Regions from separate parts of the Homo sapiens genome. Here region 2 is linked to region 1. A link is a contact called in ENCODE Hi-C data. All regions are on one chromosome and are shown on one strand. Each heading gives the region's core, a stretch centred on a gene start or an enhancer-like site at or near the end of the contact. The rest is flanking DNA. Distances are from core to core; before and after follow the strand shown. Region 1 has its middle 21 kb from the start of LINC02989. Region 2 overlaps TEAD1 (TEA domain transcription factor 1).

What was found. Hi-C counts contacts between places; a loop is a spot of excess contacts on that map. Pooled maps may share reads with other maps.
Region 2: a map of gastrocnemius medialis shows a loop between it and region 1 (2.4-fold over the local background). The contact joins two enhancer-like sites. A Hi-C loop is called at or near these places in 3 of 168 maps with a recorded cell type or tissue (ascending aorta, gastrocnemius medialis and head of caudate nucleus), 1 of 37 single-sample maps with no recorded cell type and 3 of 50 pooled maps.

Annotation. Positions count from the first base shown.
Region 1 is chr11:12,062,998-12,068,615 of GRCh38, reverse strand. No RefSeq gene overlaps it. Among named protein-coding and RNA genes, the nearest start is that of LINC02989, 21 kb to the left of the region's middle. RefSeq lists enhancers at 1,943-2,465, 1,481-2,680. Within about 2 kb of position 2,300, at least 22 of the 41 ENCODE cell types and tissues checked have a DNase peak (open chromatin) inside an H3K27ac peak, as active enhancers do; they include ascending aorta and gastrocnemius medialis, where a contact is called at or near this core.
Region 2 is chr11:12,895,188-12,900,805 of GRCh38, reverse strand. All of the region lies in intron 9 of TEAD1 (TEA domain transcription factor 1), which reads right to left. Among named protein-coding and RNA genes, the nearest start is that of TEAD1-AS1, 25 kb to the left of the region's middle. Within about 2 kb of position 3,230, at least 10 of the 41 ENCODE cell types and tissues checked have a DNase peak (open chromatin) inside an H3K27ac peak, as active enhancers do; they include ascending aorta and gastrocnemius medialis, where a contact is called at or near this core.

The sequences.
Region 1 (5,618 bases), core at 1,051-3,550:
AGCCCATGTGTCCATTTTCAAACAGCACACCTCCTTCATCTCAGACTCTGGAAAAGTACCCTAGGGGTCCCAGGCCCCACATACTCCACCCCTCCCAAGTGAGACTGCCCTTCAGTGAGAGACAGGGGGCTGGTCCCCTCTTCTCTGTAGGGTGGGACCATAAAATACTTCTGGTAGGGGGGAAACAATAGGGCCATTTGACCCTGAAGATCCAGGGGCCCCTACTTTTGGCTGTTGTCCACTAGAAAATTTGGGCAAAGAAACAGAGAGAGAATTGGTTAAAAGCACCAATCCTCAATTAAACCCACTGACTGTTTTTCTACATGAAAAATCTGAGCATGAAGAAATGAGCTAAGTGTTGAGTGGGAAGTGTCTCAAAATCTGCAAACTGCCAAGACTTACTAAGAATCTCAAAGACTTAACCCAAATTATTGAGGGACAATGGCTCGCTAGACCCCTCCCGAGGATGGTGAGTAGGATGACAATGACACGCGAGAGACAGCTAAAAGAAACAGGGACATTCATCTTGAAAAGCATGCAGCTGCTGTTTTTGAATCTCTGGGGCGCTCCAAGAGGAGCAGGCTAGTTCAGAGTGGCCTTTCAAGTGAGGACAATGAAGGGGGGTACACACAGGGAGACAGCAGGGAAAAATGAGGAGGGGCCAAGAGTGAGAGCCATCAGACCCAGGCTGGGCTGATCCATAAGGTCCTGAGCTCTCTGCCCCTGGCAGAATCACAACAGTCATTAATTCATTCATTGAATCAACCTATCAAGGTGAAAATCAGTGTGATGAGGCCACCACTAAGCTTAGGAGACCTGAGCAGGTACAGTGGTAAAACTGTGCATTCAATGAATGAATGAATATTTGGATACTGGAAGCAGGGCGTTCAGGACCTTACAGGCCAGCGCCTGAGGTCTAGCAATGTCTGGATGTACTGAGGTCTAGCAATGATTTGAATGCCAGAAGTAAAACTGACAAGACAGGCAAAGCTGTTGCTTTTAGAAAGCTCACATTCAAGCAGGAGAGATAAACAACACACACATACACACAAAAAAAAAGCCATGAAAAAACTAAAATGTATACATACACAGTAGAGATAGGGTTATGCAAAAAAAAAAAAAAAAAATTGAACAGGATTATGGGAGAGGGCATGCTTGTGTTTCCTTTGGATTGGGGAGTAGGAGTTAGCTTTTAGCTAGGAAGGTGGGAGGGGAGCATCAGGAGAGGACGGGAGAGAGTGACCTTTGAAATTCCTTCCTCTCTGAATCCACAGTCTCACAACATACCACTGCCCATTTGCTTACTAAGATCTGCAGAGGGACCCGTGCTGCAGTGAATACAGTTAAGGCAACTTTGCACTAAGCCCCCAGTGGGTGTTTGGATAGGGCCAGGCGTCCTGAGCATGGTAAAGTGGCAGCTTCCCCTTCCTCCCACCTGCCGCTCCCTGCACATTCTGCCTGCCTGGCAGGCTGGATTGTGTAACTGCTTGGGCTTGTGTTAAGAGCCTAGCTCAGCATGGAGCTTGTAAATCTTCTCTCACATCATGAAATGCCAGCAATTTCACAGCCAGGGATTCCTGTTCTCATAAAGTCCCCACACCAGCAGACTTACATCTAAAAGTGTCCTCTGGAATGACAGATTGATGTCAGAGCTGCCTGAAGCCAAACACCAGGGCAGGCAGCCTCGTGGCTCACTCGGAAGGAAGGGCTCCCCTGCAGCCCCTGGAATTGGATGTCATGATCGCCAGGCCTGGTTGGTGGGGCTCTGCCTGCAAAGGGATCGTAAAACACAGCTTCCTGAGGAGAAATGGAAATGATGGCCCCACACTGAGAACCAAGCACCTGGAACACATTTGTGTTCAACACTATTTGAGGGGATAAAAAGAAAAAAAAATGCTTCTAAACATATATGCAGTTGTAATCCATATGGGAAATACTCACTTTTGAGTGACTCTTACTTGGCTCCCATTAGAATGACCTGTGGAGCTTTTCAGAGATAAGCATACAGAGAACTGCGGTTCTCAGGAGATCCTGATTCAGGAGAATCTAGAATCTAGAAAGGGGCCCCTGCATCTGTGGAAAAAGTTCCACAGGTGAAGATTTACCACCCAATACGTAAGAACAACAAAAGATGAGTAACAAGAAGGACATCGTGGCAGCCTTCTAATACGGTCCCCAATGACCCCCACCTCCTGGTATTCAGAACTTGTGCAATCCCCTTCCCTGGAGAGTGAGCTGGACCTGGTGACTCACCTCTAAGCATTCAGCAGGGCACAAGATAAAGGGATGTCACTTCTATGAATAAGTTACAAAAAGGGGGTGGCCTGTTTGGGCACCTTCTTGCCTGCTCTTGTTTGCTTGCTCTCAGGAAAGCCAGTCGCCATGTTGTGAATTGCCCTGTGGGGAGACCCACATGGCAAGAAATTGATGCCTTCAGCCAACAGCCAGTGAAGACTTGAGGCCTGCCCACAGCCACATGGGCAAGCTTGGACATGCACCCTCTTCCAGCGGAGGCTTGAGACGATGGCTGCCCCAGGGGATACCTTGACTGCAGCCTTGTGAGTGATCCTGAGCCAAAGGCACCAAGAAGAGTGCTCCCAGATTCCCAATCCACAGAAGTTTTGAGATAATAAATGTGTTATTTTAAGCTGTTACATTTTGGGAATAATTTGTTATGCAGCAATAGGTAACCAATAAAGACGTGTAACAAAACATGAATTTTGGGGCAGGGGGATTATGAGTGATCTGTAACTTCTTCCTTTTGCTGATCAACATTTTCTTTTTCTTTCTTTCTTTTTTTTTTTTTTTTTTTGAGACAGGGTCTCAATCTGTCACTCAGGCTGGAGTGCCATAACATGCTCACAGCTCACTGCAGCCTTGATCTCCCAGGCTCAAGCAATCCTCCCACCTCAGCCTCCCAAGTAGCTGGGACTACAGGCATGCCCCAAGATACCTGGCTAATTTTATTTTTTTATTTTTTTAGGCGGAGAAGGAGTCTCACTCTGTTGCCCAGGCTGGAGTGCAGTGGCACCATCTCCGCTCACTGCAACCTCTGCCTCCCGGATTCAAGTGATTCTCCCATCTCAGCCTCACACACTCACACATAGCTGGGATTGCAGGTGCCCACCACCATGCCTGGCTAATTTTTGTATTTTTAGTAGAGACAGGGTTTCACTATGTTGCCCAGGTTGATCTTGAACTCTACCTGCCTCTGCCTTCCAAAGTGCTAGGATTCCAGGTGTGAGCTACTGTGCCCTGTTTATATTTTCTATTTGTTTTTAATGTTACTATGGATTATGTTCAAAATGAAAAATTATTTTAAAATTATATTTTAAAAACTTGTAAAGGAAAACATAGGAGAAAATGTTTATGACCTTGTTAGGCAAAACTTTCTTAGACAAGTCACCAAAAAGGGCAATCTAAAAAGAAAAACAAGGTAAATTGGACTTTATCAAAATGAAAATCTTTTGCTCTTCTAGAAATACCATTAAAAATATGAAAAGACAAGGCCAGGCATGGTGGCTCATGCCTGTAATTCCATTACTTTGGAAGGTCGAGGCGGGTGGATTGCTTGAGGCCAGGAGTTTGAGACCAGCCTGGTCAACATGGTGAAACCTCATCTCTGCTAAAAATACAAAAATTAGCTGTGCGTGGTGGTGCATGCCTGTAATCCCAGCTACTTGGGAGGCTGAGACACAAGAATCGTGTGAACCTGGGAGGAGGAGGTTGCAGTGAGCTGAGATCCTGCCACTGTGCACTCCAGCCTTGGCGACAGGGAGACTGTCTCAAAAACAAACAACAACAAAAAAAACCCCAAAAAGACAAGCCACAGACTAAGAGAAAAGAATTGCAAATCATATATCTGATAAAGGACTTATTTCCAGAATATATAAAGAACTCTTACAACACTAAGACAATCAACCAAATTAAAAATGAGAAAAACATTTGAACAGACATTTCTTTGAAAAAGATACACAAATGGCTAATAAACACATGAAAGGACATTCAACACCCTTAGTTATTGGGAAAATGCAAATTCAACCACGAAGAGGTACCACAGGATGTGAAGAAAGTGGAACTCTCATACGTTGCTGGTGGGAACATAAAATGGAGCAACCACTTTGGAAAACAATTTGGCAGTTTCTTAAAAAGTTAACTATAAACTTATTATATGACCTACTCCTAGGAATGTAACCCAGAGAAATGAAAACATACGTCCACACAAAGACTTGTATGCAAATATTCACAGCAACTTTGTTCTTAATAGGCAAAAACTGGAAACAATCCAAATTTCCATTGACAGGTGAATGAATAAGCAAAATGTAATAAACGCATCCACTGAGATAGTACTTAGCATAAAAAGAAAAAAGTACTGATTCATGCCACAACATGAATGAACCATAAAAACAGTATGCTAAGGGAAGGAAGCCACACAGAACAGAATACATGTTGTATGATTCTGTTTATACGAAATGTCCAGAAAAGACAAATCAATAGAGGAAGAAAGTAGATTTGTGGTTGACTGGGTTTAAAGTAGGACTATATTTGACTGCAAATGAGCATAGCATGAAATGTTTTGGGTTGATAAAAATATTCTAAAACTGATTGTGGACATGGTTGTAAAAGTATACAAATTTATTACAAATCATTGAATTGTATATTTACTATAGGTGAATTTTATGTTATGTAAATTATACTTCAATAAAGCTGTAAAAAGGTTATATTCTGACTGGGTGCAGTGACTCACACCTGTAATCCTAGCACTTTGGGAGGCTGAGGCAGGTGGAATGCTTGAGTCCAGGAATTCGAGACTAGCCTGGGCAACACAGCAAAACACTGTCTTTATTAAAAATACAAAAATGAGCTGGGTGTGGTGGCGCACGCCTGTAGTCCCAGCTACTTGGGAGGCTGAGGTGGGAGGATCACCTGAGTCTGGGAGGTCAAGGCTGCAGTGAGCTGTGATTGACTGTGCCACTGCATTCCAGCATAGGTGATAGAGTGAGACCCTGTCTCAAAAGAAAAAAAGTTATGTTCATGACCTTGAACCCAGTAAGTCATGCTAAGGGCACCATCAGTAATGTATATAAAGGCTTACATCAACCGCGCTCAAAAGAGTGTGTGTGTGTGGTTTTTTTTTTTTTTTTTTGAGTTAATGAAAAACTGGAAACAACTTGCATGCCTGGTAATAGAATAAATGACTAATAAGTGGTGATCCACTTGATAGAGTAGAATGTAGCCATATTAAATGATACATACAAAGAATTTTTAAGGACCTGTGTTAATGCTTAGGATAGAGTATAAAATTGTTATTATGGCCACATTTCTCCAAGAGTAAAAAGAGCTTATATATAAATGTTTATTTTTAAACATAGTTGAATTTGAGCTGTGAATGCATGACTCTCTATATATAATATAACCAGATGCATATATGAATATAGCTTTTTTTCCTTCTGGACATTTATACATAGTAAACTGCTGGTGGCTATATAAGTAATATCTGTTTTCTTCTTTGCTCTTTGTTATATTTTCTGATTTTTAAAAAAATTTTGGCCTGGTGCAGTGCCTCATACCTGTAATCCCAGCACTTTGGGAGGCCAAGGTGAGTGGATCACTTGAGC
Region 2 (5,618 bases), core at 1,981-4,480, 830 kb before region 1:
CAAGTTAAAACTGGCAATTCTCCAACTACTGTCCCTGAGTACTAATCTATTCCACAGGAAGTCCCAACTAACAGAAGGCTTGGGCAAAGCTGAGTATTATACATGGGTTAAGAATGTACAGTCCATGGAACTTAATCACTGGGACCTGCTTTAAAAAAAAAAAGATTGTGTGGGTCTAGACTCATCCTACTCAAGCACAAAACACTGCCCAAGGCAAACTAGCTATGATACTGCGCAAGTGCCTCTCAAGTCTCTAAAATGGGGACAGTGATGGCATTCACTTCACTGGATTGTTACAGGGTTTAAATAAGACACTCCACAGACTTCATCAGGGATCCTAGATCTAACAAGAATAAGCAGTCAATAAAATCTAGCTATTATTCTTTTAATAAGACCTCTCTTAGAGATTCACAGTAAATACTAGCGTATTAAAAGCAGTGCCATTGACTGGCCATGGTGGCTCATGCCTTTAATATCAGCACTTTGGAAGGCCAAGGAGGGAAACTCATTCAAGCCCAAGAGTTTGAGACCAGCCTGGACAACACAGTGAGACATCTCTACCAGAAAAAAAAAAAAAATCACCAGGTGTGGTGGTGCATGCCTGTAGTTCCAGCTACCTGGGAGGCTAAAGCAGGAGGATCACTTGAGCCTGGAAGATCGAAGGTGTAATGGAGCTATGATCATGCTGTTGCACTCCAGCCTGGGCAACACAGTAAGACCTTGTCTCTTAAAAAGGCACTTCCATAAAGAAACATTTTTAAACATATAATCTAGAGTTTCTCAAACTCAGTTGGTCACAAAACCCTATGAAATATATCCTGAAGGAATACTGGTTTAAATCTATAACCTGCTACCCACATTTGGATCTCTGGCCACCATGCCAAAAGACAGGAGGCTGGACACTCCATCTGATGCCAGTGTTGCATATAAGGGGCAGTGCAACTGAGGCCAGTATCTTTTGGAGAGGGCCAGGTCCCTCTCCTGTTCAACATCAGAGTGGTATCTTTTCCAAAGCTTCAAAAATCCTAAAAGGTATCAGGTGAGGTGAAAGAGAGAACCCTATCAAGCTCTGACATGGATGCAGCTGCATGGACTAGCCACCTGGCAGGTAAGACAGAAGCTGGGAGATACTATAAAACAACAGGGTCTGCCTCAGAAGGAAGAAATTATTTTTAAAAAGGTTAAAAGTAAAAGCCATTGTGTTAGGGAAGTGAGATTATGGGGGTGGGAAGAGGTGAGATTATAAGGGTAGGAGGGAACATCTTTGAGCTTTTTATACATTTTTTCAAATGTTGCCACATCACTTTTTCCAATTATAAACAACAGCCCATGGAAATGTATGAGACACAGTCACAGCTGCTAAGAAGCTTCTAGTCTTTCTAGTCTCAGTGGGCAAAAGTAAAAAAGAATAACATGGGCAAAGGTGTGGGCACAGACGTTGGTATAAAGGCAATCAGAAACACAAAATGGAATGGGGAGTACAGGGCAAAAGGCATTGTTTATTACCTAGACAACTGGCTATGTATCCGTCCATCCAACCCTGATTAACAACCTCTGCTTACAGCTAGCTCTCAGACCGCCCCAGTTCCAGAAGGCACCGCTTCTGTCCATTCTAGCGCCTTCTGCAAGGAGTGAGTTTATGGAAGGCATGAGATACAAGCCTTAGGGACTCACTGAGCTGAATCCCAGTCTCCCTTTAGGCTCCTCACTCCTAGCTGTTCTGCCTCGCTAGCTGCCCCTGGGCCAGGTCAGAGCTGGGGTGAAGTTGAGAAGCTGGGAAACTTGAAGTCTTTGTGCTTAACATCAAAATGTCCCTGCACTGCACTGCTGGAAATGGGAACCACGGCCCTGACATCTACAGGTCAAGAAGGTGAATGGGGGTAAAATCTACCACATACCAATGGGGACCATGAAGGTACAGCTGAAAAGCAAGGTGCTGAGTGTAAAGCACGAAAGCCTTGGAGCCAGACACAAACCTGAAACCTCAAGACTTCTCATATGTGCAATGGGGATATAATACCTGTAATATTTGCAACATATGTGAATATTAAAGGAGCTAATGCTCAGAAGGTGCTTGGCATAGGACCTGCCATATAAGAAATGTTTGATAGGGGCCAGGATTGGTGGCTCACACCTGTAATCCCAGCACTTGGGAGGCTGAGGAGGGTGGATCACTTGAGGTCAGGAGTTCGAGACCAGCCTGGCCAACACGGAGAAACCCCATCTCTACTAAAAATACAAAAATTAGCCGGGTGTGGTGGCACACACCTGTAATCCCAGCTACTCGGGAGGCTGAGGCAGGAGAATTGCTTGAACCCAGGAGACGGAGGCTGCAGTGAGCCAAGATCACACCACTGCACTCCAGCCTGAGCATCAGAGAGATACTCCGTCTCAAAAAAAAAAAAAAGTGTTCATGTTCAATAAATTATAGCTAAGATGACCATTGTTATAGTTTATTATCATGTGACATTCACTAGATCCTGAGGTAGAAGCAAAATAACTTTCCTGCTTTTGCTATCCCTCCTGCCTAGTAAAGAAAAAAGAAACACAAGCCAAGAGCTGGGAGCAAGCAGTGAAGCCAAGTGACTGTTCAAATCCCTGATAATGGCCCACTCATAACCAGCTGCTCAGAGTGTGGGCCTCTCACCTGTGCCTGAAGGAAGGAAGGAAGAGACCTTGTGTCCACTGGGCGCTGTGAGCAATGTGTTGTTTATAGATGTGATCTCAGGTAATCTTTGCCTCATGACGCTGCTGGAGGTGGATTTAATTTAAATCATTTTACAGATGAGGAAATAGAAGCTTAGAGATGAACTGACTTGCCTGAGGTCACACATCCAGGAATAGTCCTGGAGTTAATAAAACTTGGATCTGTCAACACCACAGCCCTTGCGTTTGCTGCAAACATTAATCACACTGTCCCCCAAAAGAAAATGTCTAAGCCTTTCTAACACCGTTAAACCAACGTTTTTTGAAAGTTGATTTGGGAAAGGAACAACAGCAAAAAAACTAAACAGCGTTTTAAAACTTCTATGAAGTTAAATTAGAATTAGTGACAAACATGATTCACAAATGCATCAGATAGAGTCCACAAAGGTTTCTATTTTGAGGAATTTACCTCTGTGTTCAAGGCTGAAATGAATAGAGAAGGGGCAGGCTGTCTTTGCCAAAGGAAACTGGGCACTGTCTCTACAAGGCTGGTGACTTGAAACCAAACTCTGACCATTGGCATCTGAGTGGCTTCACTGCTGCCAAGAGGTGGTGACTCTGTTTCTAAGAATACAAAGTACTACAGAAGGTGCCCTGGAGACCACAGCATTGAAACAAACAGACCACCCTCTCCCCTTCATTCAACCTGGGTAGGTCAGGAATCCCTCTGTCCCCAAATCCAGAAGGCTGAAAGGAAGAAATCTGTATGTTGGGTTCAAGTTTTAATGAAATGAATTCTAAAAACCCTTTGGTGAAGGCTCTATTTCCAGTCTTGCCAGTTCTCCTTATAAGGGAAGTGGGCCAAGGTGGATTATTTATTTGCTTCTCTCCTTCCCAAATAAATCTCGTTTCTTCTCCAGCAGTGGTAGTTTCCCCAAAAGTGAAGGTGGCACATAAAACAAAAAAAGGGCAATTCTATTCTATGGGGCACAAAACAAATACTCATAAGAGAAAACTGGCATTTGGGAAAGAAAACTGGCATTTGGGATCAAGATATGAGCAGAAAAAGGGCGAATGTCAATGACTCACATATGCAAGGCCCAAGACTCGATTTCCTCAATATCCAAAACGGAGGCTAATTTTGACTTCTCCAAAAGAGTCCCCTAGGCACTCAGTAGAGGCACAACTGATTATCAACATCTCAAGGTCAACGATGGAAAAGGTACTCACTCTGCCTGTTTTACAGATTTTAATAGAATGAACCAGCACACCTATCATCCATCATACATGCCAGGCACTGTGCTAGACACCAGGAATCCATGAGCTAACAACAAAGTGCTCATCTTCATAGAACCTACAGAGTGACTGTACAGAGCAAGCTTATTACCTCGATACTTAGAATTCTATCTTTCCCAAATAAATATATGTTCTCATAAATTCCTACAGAGAAGATGGGGATAATAAAGACAGTCAACACCACTTCTACATATCACATGAACTAAATTAGCATTTACCTGCTCTTTTTATAAGAATGACCTTATTCTCCAGCATTAAACATATTGTTCATTAGCAAGGAGAAAATATGTGGAAATCACCTAGAAAACATGAATAAAGTTTCACAAGTCCAAGGCAAAAACCATAATGAACATCAAATTATCCATTACACATGAAAGTAGAATACTCTTTCAGATATTTAAGGTATCAGAAAACTGACCTTCCTTGCAACTTGTTCCCAGGGAGCTATAGGAGGGTATGTTCCTACAAAAGGATGGAATACGTTTTAAAAAGAGATGGGGCCTAACATAGAAGAAAGGTAAAGAAACCAGCCAGGTCAGCAACCAGTCCAGAGTGGATCCGTGGAGCTGAGGACTCCTGGAAGGATGTCACCAAGAGAGCGGACCTGATTTATATCTCACCATCTGGAGAAGAGTATGAGTTCTCCTCGAAACTTTGAGGGTGAATTGGTGTAGCTATGTAAAACTGAACAATTTTTTAAGAAGACAACCATACACCCCAGAAAAAAACGTTTTACAATTAAGGAAATGGTTCCAATATATAACATTAACCACGCTGTGTGCAAAATTTATATGGGTTTGTAAAATTAACTGAATGCTAATTTTTTTTAATGTGATATAAGCACATAGGGTGACTGAAAGGAAGACGGAGGGGGGCATATACTAAATTTAGAGAAAAGCACATAGGGGGACTGAAAGGAAGACGGAGGGGGGCATATACTAAATTTAGAGAACTAAATCGTAGTCTTCTATGTTAAGAAGTCAACAGATGATGCCTAAAATTAATAGAATGAGATATACAATATAAGCATGTTATTTAGAAATGTGGAGGTAAATATATTAATACAAAGAAATGGCTGAAAAGGCTGCAAGCAATGGTCCCCAAAAAGTAGAACTGGAAGGTGAGGAGCCATGAAGGAGCAGAATACTGCTTTTCCTATGGGCCACGTGCTTCAATCTGGCTTATACAATTATTTTATTAAATAAACCACCAATCAAAAACTATCTTGAAAGATTATGGAGTTTTTCTGAGGAAGGGAAAGAACCATAAAAGGAAGCAAAAAACATTACTTCAGGATGTTTACTCTGTGTTAGCCACAAGTTCCTTGGGCTTTAAAGGAGCTCGGGTCAGACTGCAAAGCTTTCCTACAGCTCAAACGCTCAGGACAGCTGGACAGGAGCTGGGACGCTTGTCTGCAGGTAGGGTTCACCAAAAAGATGTTGCACCAGTAAAACCCTACCTGGATCAAGGATGCCACGCAGTACCTGATGCCATCTTAATATGTGGATTTCTATTTTGACTTGGAGAAATGTCCATTTTCTCTTTGTTTTGCTATAATCCCTCCAGTTATTCTTCATAGCAGTTGCAAATAATAATAAAGGTGAATGCAACCCTCGAAAGTCAACCATTCACTTGCAAAGGGCTTCTGAGATACCCGGGGGGGGTTAATAAAGGAC